Regions from separate parts of the Homo sapiens genome. Here regions 2 and 3 are each linked to region 1. Evidence: read pairs that join two places in POLR2A ChIA-PET (ENCODE). Cell type or tissue: OCI-LY7. All regions are shown on one strand. Region 1 overlaps MLLT10 (MLLT10 histone lysine methyltransferase DOT1L cofactor). Region 2 has its middle 76 kb from the start of LINC02643. Region 3 overlaps MLLT10 (MLLT10 histone lysine methyltransferase DOT1L cofactor).

What was found. Peaks named below come from ENCODE experiments on the same cell type or tissue, not always from the same donor. Only the 100,000 strongest peaks of a DNase experiment are listed, where the experiment ranks them.
Region 2: POLR2A ChIA-PET joins it to region 1 with 16 read pairs; 2 of 35 experiments call an interaction of 5 or more read pairs at or near these places.
Region 3: POLR2A ChIA-PET joins it to region 1 with 21 read pairs; 2 of 35 experiments call an interaction of 5 or more read pairs at or near these places.

The regions. Positions count from the first base shown.
Region 1 is chr10:21,723,897-21,726,396 of GRCh38, reverse strand. MLLT10 (MLLT10 histone lysine methyltransferase DOT1L cofactor) reads right to left here. Exons shown (of 23, transcript NM_001195626.3): 15 at 42-153. Among named protein-coding and RNA genes, the nearest start is that of MLLT10, 190 kb to the right of the region's middle. In OCI-LY7, no CTCF peak of the experiment used is centred here; a DNase peak (open chromatin) is centred at 1,456.
Region 2 is chr10:21,295,983-21,298,482 of GRCh38, reverse strand. No RefSeq gene overlaps it. Among named protein-coding and RNA genes, the nearest start is that of LINC02643, 76 kb to the left of the region's middle. RefSeq lists an enhancer at 853-1,653. In OCI-LY7, no CTCF peak of the experiment used is centred here; no DNase peak of the experiment used is centred here.
Region 3 is chr10:21,669,509-21,672,008 of GRCh38, reverse strand. MLLT10 (MLLT10 histone lysine methyltransferase DOT1L cofactor) reads right to left here. Exons shown (of 23, transcript NM_001195626.3): 10 at 1,305-1,560. Among named protein-coding and RNA genes, the nearest start is that of MLLT10, 140 kb to the right of the region's middle. In OCI-LY7, no CTCF peak of the experiment used is centred here; no DNase peak of the experiment used is centred here.

The sequences.
Region 1 (2,500 bases):
TGAGAGTAGGGTTTTAGAGTTAGTAATTCTTGAAAACTTACCTGTTTGATTGTTTTCAGACTGAGCTATAAGAGCTGCCATTGATGAATTTGATCTATTGCCATACATATGAGATGGTGCCTGACTGAGAGAAGATCCAGATAGAGTATTTGCCTAAATGGAAAAAATTACAATGATAAATGAATTATATGTGAAAATATATTAAAAGTTTTCCCTTCTAATAGATCTAGTAATTATATTCTCCAACCTAAGAATATAAGCAAAATTTGTGACCTTCTGAAAAGCAAATTTCGTTCTTACTTGTTTTACCATTCAACATGTCAATTTTTTAAAAGTTACATAACTAGGCCGGGCGCGGTGGCTCACGCCTGTAATCCCAGCACTTTGGGAGGCTGACGTGGGCAGATCACGAGATCAGGAGATCGAGACCATCCTGGGTAACATGGTGAAACCCCCGTCTCTACTAAAAATACAAAAAATTAGCCGTGCATGGTGGCGGGCGCCTGTAGTCCCAGCTACTCGGGAGGCTGAGGCAGGAGAATGGCGTGAACCCAGGAGGTGGAGCTTGCAGTGAGAGGAGATCACGCCACTGCACTCCAGCCTGGGCGACAGAGCGAGACTCCGTCTCAAAAAAAAAAAAAAAAGTTACGTAACTACAATTTTTTTTTTTTTTTTTTTGAGAAAGAGTTTCACTCTTACCCAGGCTGGAGTGCAATGGCGCGTTCTCGGCTCACTGCAACCTCCGCCTCTAGGGTTCAAGCAATTCTGCCTCAGACTTCCCAGTGGCTGGGATTACAGGAGGCGCCCGCCACCACGCCCAGCTAAATTTTTTGTATTTTTAGTACAGACGGAGTTTCACCATGTTGGCCAGGTTAGTCTCAAACTCCTGACCTCAGGTGATCCACCCGCCTCGGCCTCCCAAAGAGCTGGGATTATAGGCGTGAGCCACCGCGCCTGGCCATAACTACAAATTTTTAAAAAAGAAGAACTGGCACGTTGGAAGGTAACTATTCCTGCTTTTAATTTTCAACATATCTAGCTGATACCAAACCCCAGTGGCACAGCAACCATGTGGACATGAGACTAATTAATCTTATTAAGCCATCTGAAACATAAAAGCAGGAAGACAACAGGTATCTAACCAAATGCTTCAATCTCTCATATCACAAGCTGGCTAAGGAGGTCAAAAGTCCAACTTTTACTTCTAGTATTTTAGCTACAGGGAGCTGTATTTCCATTGCTTAACTCTGTCATTAGTAAAACCTGCACACTATTTTGTTACTTCCTATTTTGATAGACTTGGAAGCCTGCTGCTTTTTCTGTTTTGTTTTGTTTTTATTTTAAAAGAAAGCAAACAGGCATCCCAAGTATGTTTTCTATACAATGCAGGACTCAACGAATCACAGCTTTGCCCTGACCCCATATAAGGCACTGTCTTTTTGGCAGCAAGCCAGCTCTACTAACTGAAGAGCTCGTCCAAAGTTTGTAATTCATTCATGTTGCTAACCACAATTCTGAAGGCCTCACTGGGACCTGTGCCAAACAAGCGAAAATGAACCCTTAAACAGATGAAGCTAAGGAGGCTGGCCAAAGTATTGCGTAATCCACTGTAATAAAAATGCTTTCTTTGATGTGCATGCTCTCTCCCACTTTCCAAGAATATTATGACCTTAAAATTTGACATTTTGGAGGCAAATCTCTTGTATACAAAATGCTGTTACTCACAGAAGACTCTCAGTGGCCTGAAATAATTCTCAGATTTAACAGAACCACAAATGTTAAAGTAGAATTGTTCTTCTTTTTCATGAATGAAATCAAACTGAAGCTTTTATAAACTAAAATCATTGCAGTTATTTCAGAACAAAACTCTTGAAAATATCGGCAAAGAACTAAAGCACTTCTATCGTAAAGAAGCTGAATAACAAGAACAAAAGATGGGGGACATTTGGATATGTATAACTGCACACAAGAGACTAAGACAACACAGTAGTTGTAAGCAAAATAACACAGAGAAGAAGCTGTATTTCTGGACAGACTCACATCATGACATTGCATCTTGGCCTTCAGCCCACTTACAAAGCATGAAAATGTGCGTTTATGGTTCACGGAAACAGTTTCTGGGATGTACCATCCTTGCTTTCTATTATCTCAAAGCGTGTATTTTATAGTTCACACTTTAATGTGTAAATTAAATCTGTCAATTTCTGGGTTTTGTTTTTCCTCTTATTAAAAATATGCAGACAAAGTCAGTAAGTTGGTACTCTTCAGTCCTGTTTAACAATCAACTGTCCCTCGGGAAAAGGTAAGTTATAACTTCAACATGAAGATCGTGCTGTTCACTTACCATGTATTTAGTAGTAGAGGGCACATAAAACACACAATTCATAAACAGAGATACAGTTAAGATTTTTTTCTCTCTCCAGAAGTCAATTCTTTGGGAATCTTAGCTATTAATAAAACAATATAGAATAAGAAAAATACAAACAATTCAACAGAAAAA
Region 2 (2,500 bases), 430 kb after region 1:
TTGCTATTAAAATCCACTGATGACCAGGTATGTATTCCTGAAAGAAATGTTTTTCATTTTATATTGGCTAAGGCTATACTTTGGTTGTTTGCAAATAACTTTCTTACAAAAAAGCAAGAAAATATAACTTCATAAATGAATTCCCAACAGAGTTAAGATGATGCAATGTGACGGTTACAATAATAACAGTAACACAATAATTGCAGTGCAGTGTTGACTATGTAAAGCTGGGTTTTAAATGCCTTACGTAATCCTCTGTCTTCACAATAATGGTGCTGTAGGAATTCTCATTCCCAGGTTACAGAAGAGAAAACAGAGGCTTAGAGAGATTACATGATCTTCCTTTCTGCCTTCCTTCCTCCCCTCCTTCTCTCTTTCTTTCCTTCCTTTCCTTCCCTCCCTCCCTCTTTCCTTTCCTTCTTCCTACCCTCCCTCCCTCCTTCTTCCATCCTTCCCTCTTTCTTTCCCTCTCTTCCCTTTCTTTTCTTTCTTTCTTCGCCTGCCTGCCTGCCTGCTTTCTTCCCTCCTTCTCTCTTTTTTCCTTTCTTGTTTTCTGACCTAACTCCCATTCACAGAAGCTGACGTAAATAAAAACAAGTATTGGACCTGAAAGTGTCAAAGTTAAATTACAACTAGAATCTGCCTTCTAAGGATGAGGTCAACACTTTAAAAAAGAGAAACAGGAGAGATCACATGATTTAAATGAAAATTGAAGCGGAGCTGGAGGAGGGCCTGGAGTCCCTGCTGGACTCCCCTCTAAGTTGTCTCTATTTGCTGGGGCAGGATAATTAACCTCTTGGGGACTTCTCTGTAGGTTTGGTATTGTTCTGTCCTCTTACGGTGAGACTGCATGGCTTAAAGAGATTTATTATTTATAATTATTTTCGAGCTTCCTAGGCTTAAGGTGCCTGTGCAGAAAGTCAGGGGGCCCAATTCTTTCAACTCAAAATGGCAGAACAGCTTTGCAAATCTGAATCCAAAACACTTTATGTATAGGTTGAAACTATTCATGTCAGGGGTCTTCCTTGTGGAAATCTGGTGTCTATTTTTTCGGCAATGAAGGAATTGCTTCTTAGACAGGAAAGACCCATGTCAACGGAGCCCTGGGCCCTGCTACTAGGAGGGAGAGGAACACAGGAGCAGGGACAGCTTCAGCTCCACATCAAGGGAAAAGCAGTTCCAGACGCAGAGCTTGGCAAATACACCTGCAAGTTGTAGGGATCGCTTTTGAAAACCAGCTGCAGCCACGCACGATGGCTCACACCTGTAATCCCAGCACTTTGGCAGGCTGATGTTGGAGGATCACTTGAGGTTAGGGGTTTGAGACAAGCCTGGGCAACACAGTGAGACCCCCATCTCCGCAAAAAATTAAAAAATTACTGTAACTCCAGCACTTTGGGAGGCCAGGGTTGGCAGTTTACTTACTGGAGGCCAGGAGTTCAAGACCAGCCTGGCCAACATGGTGAAACCCTGTCTCTACTAAAAATACAAGAATTAGCCAGGTGTGGTGGCAGGCGCCTGTAATTTCAGCTACTCTGGAGGCTGAGGCAGGAGAATCACTTGAAGCTGGGAGGCGGAGGTTGCAGTGAGCGGAGATCTCCCCACTGCACTCCAGGCTGGGCGACCAAGCAAGACTCCATCTCAAAAAAAAAGAAAAATTAGCTGGCGTGGTGGCATGTGCCTGTGGTCCCAGCTACTTGAGAAGTGGAAGTGGGAGAATAACTTAAGCCTGGGAATTTGAGGCTGTGGTGAGTACGATCGCACCACTGCATCCCAGCCTGGGTAGCAGAGCCAGGCCCTGTCTTCAAAAACAAAAACAAAACCCACAGTTGCTGGAGCTGGGTTCCAAGTGGGGGTTGATGTGATAGCCATGAGCGAGCCCCAGTCAGGGCCTGTGGGTTGCTCCCCACATGGTCTGGGGAGATGTTGGGTGGAGTCTCCGGGGGCTGCCCGGCTGCTTTGTGGCTTTGCCCAGGAAGACCTGTGTCCAAGGCACATGGGGACACTGTGGGTATTCACTGTGATCAGTAACTTGTCACAGTTGCTGTTAGTAGTGAAAATCTGCTCTCATAGCCCCTTGGAAGAGTTTCTTTTCTTTTTTCTTTTTGAGGAGTGCAATGGCATGATCTTGGCTCACTGCAACCTCCACCTCCTTGGTTCAAGTGATTCTGCTGCCTCAGCCTCCCAAGTAGCTGGGATTACAGGGATGTACCACCATGCCCAGCTAATTTGCAACCTGCACCTCCCTGGTTCAAGTGATTCTCCTGCCTCAGCCTCCCAAAGAGCTGGGATTACAGGGATGTGCCACCGTGCCCAGCTAATTTTGTATTTTTAGTAGAGACAGGGTTTCACCATATTGGTCAGGCAGGTCTTGAACTTCTGACTTCAGGCGATCCACCTGCCTCGGCCTCCCAAAGTGGTGGGATTACAGGTGTGAGCCACTGCACCTGGTCCCCTTGGAAGAGTTTCAGTCCCAATTGGGGAGGAGGGGGAGAGCTGG
Region 3 (2,500 bases), 54 kb after region 1:
TTATTTATTTAGTGGGTTTTATTGTTTGTTTTTGGTTTTTTGTTTGTTTGTTTTTTGAGGCAGGGTCTTGTTCTGTCGCCTAGGCTGGAGTGCAGTGGCACAATCACGGCTCACTGTAGCTTCAACCTCCCTGGGTCAAGCAATCCTCGCACTGTAGCCTCCTGAGGAGCTGGGGCCACAGGCAGACATCACCAAGCCTGGCTAATTTTGTTTGCCTGTCCAAGGAGACAGGGTCTCACTCTGTCACCCAGGCTGAAGTGCAGTAGTGCAATCTCAGCTCACTGCAGCCTCAACCTCCTGGGCTCAAGCAATCCTCCCACCTCGGCCTCTGAAGTAGCTGGGACTATAGGCATGTGCCACCATGCCTGGCTAATTTTGTATTTTTTAGAGAGACAGGGTTTTGCCATGTTGCCTAGGCTGGTCTCCAACTCCTAAACTCAGATGATCCACCTGACTGAGCCTCATAATACTGGGATTACAGGCATGAGCCACTGTGCCCAGTTCACACCCAGCTAATTTTTAAATTTTTTGTAGAGATGAGGTCTTACCACATTGCCCAAGCTGGCCTCAAGAGTTCTGCCCACCTCAGCATCCCAAACTGCTAGGATTATAGATGTGAGCCACCACGCCCGGCCAACCTTAATTGTTTTTAATGTTTAGGAAATATAAATAAAAAACATTTATGGAAAAGACACCAGGAACAGTATCTCACACCTGTAATCCTAGCACTTTGGGAGGCCAAGGCGGGAGGATCACCTGAGATCAGCAGTTCGAGACCAGCCTGGCCAACATGTGAAATCCCATCTCTACTAAAATACAAAAACTGGCCAGGCATGGTGGCATGCACCTGTAATCCCAGCTACTCAAGAGGCTGAGGCACAAGAATCACTTGAACCTGAGAGGCGGAGGTTGCAGTGAGCCGGCCACTGCACTCCAGCCCAGGCAACAGAGCGAGATTCCGTCTCAAACAAAAAGAAGGACTGTTCTACAGAACTCAAAGCAAAGCTCCAGCTTTTATTATTTTTCTCCCCAATTTTAAGCATTATTCCATATCTAGTTAAACATTAAAATTACAATTCAACTCTGGAAGCACAAATCATATTATAAAAGGAAAGAAAAAGTCCCTATTAAAAAAATTTAATAGGAAACACTATCTTTAAAGTAATCTTACTAAAGCAACTAATCATATAATAATCTAGAACATCCATTAGTTATAAGTTCAAAAACAAACCAATTATTTTACAAAGCATAACTATTATTAACCATCTTAAACACAAGTATTTTAACTAAAACATCACTAATACCTTGAGGAAAAGGGCTAGCTGCTGACACAGTTGTTCCTGGATTTCTTCCACCACCAGGCTTTCTTCCCCTTTGACCTGAGCTGTGAGCTGAAGATTTCTTCCCTTTGCCCTCTGACCCTCTAGTCTCTGAAACATCTTTTCCACTAGAGGTGTGTGCAGAGACTTCCTGGAAATTTGCATTTGTAAATCGTGCAGTAGTATCTTCCAAGCGCTTCAATGATCCAGATATAGAGTTGTTGCTAGTGCTTGTATAAGTCTAACATTTTGATTCAAAAAGGGAAGGAAAAAGAGTTGATTACATTTTAGTTACAGAAAACAATGGGTGCCACATTAATAAGAAGAACTTGCAGAATAAACACAAAGTTTCTGTTCTAAAAATAAGTCAGTTCACCTAAGAAAATCATCCAAAAACAATTTAAGTCTATTATAATTACTTTTAAAAAAAGAAAAGAAAAGAAAAAGCCTACATAATTTAAAGATGGCTGTTTCAGGATCAAATTGCAACAACTAGTAAAAGTATGTATTAGTTATATTTATGAAGTGACACAGTAATACTGAAGATACTCATTTGTCAAGCAACATCATTTTTTTTTAACAATGTCTACACTTCCTAGACATGAAATTAAAATAAGCTTTAGTATTCAACACAGGAAGGTGACAATAAGGGAACTAAGGTGCTACAAATCCATTAGAGGACCATATCCATGAGTTTATAAGGCTAGCGGAGGACAGAGCAAAACTTTTGAAGGAAACCAGGTGAGGGCCCCTTTGCAAAAAAAAACAGAAAGATTTGAAACAGAAATCATTTTTCCAATTGTTATGTTGAGGAAAAAGTTATATATCGCAAAGGTAAGATTTTATAACTATCCCTAAAAATGGTTCTCAATCATTCCCTTGATCTGCATTTGTTAAGGTAAAAAGATGAAGACTTGTATAGTTTCCAGTTTTAGCAGTCATTTTTAATACAAGGTATACCCAAATAATGGTGAATAAAATGACTACATGAAAGTGTATTATACCAGATGCACATTAATCACCATGTTTTGAAATCAAAGGTTTATAAAGTCCATAAGGGCAAAGATTTTGATGTTGCCATTAAGTTCACTAAAGTATCTGAGGCATGCACAGCATAAAGTTCACTAAGTGCTTGCTACATAATCGGCACTAAATTTTTGTTGGATAAGTTAATACTTTTT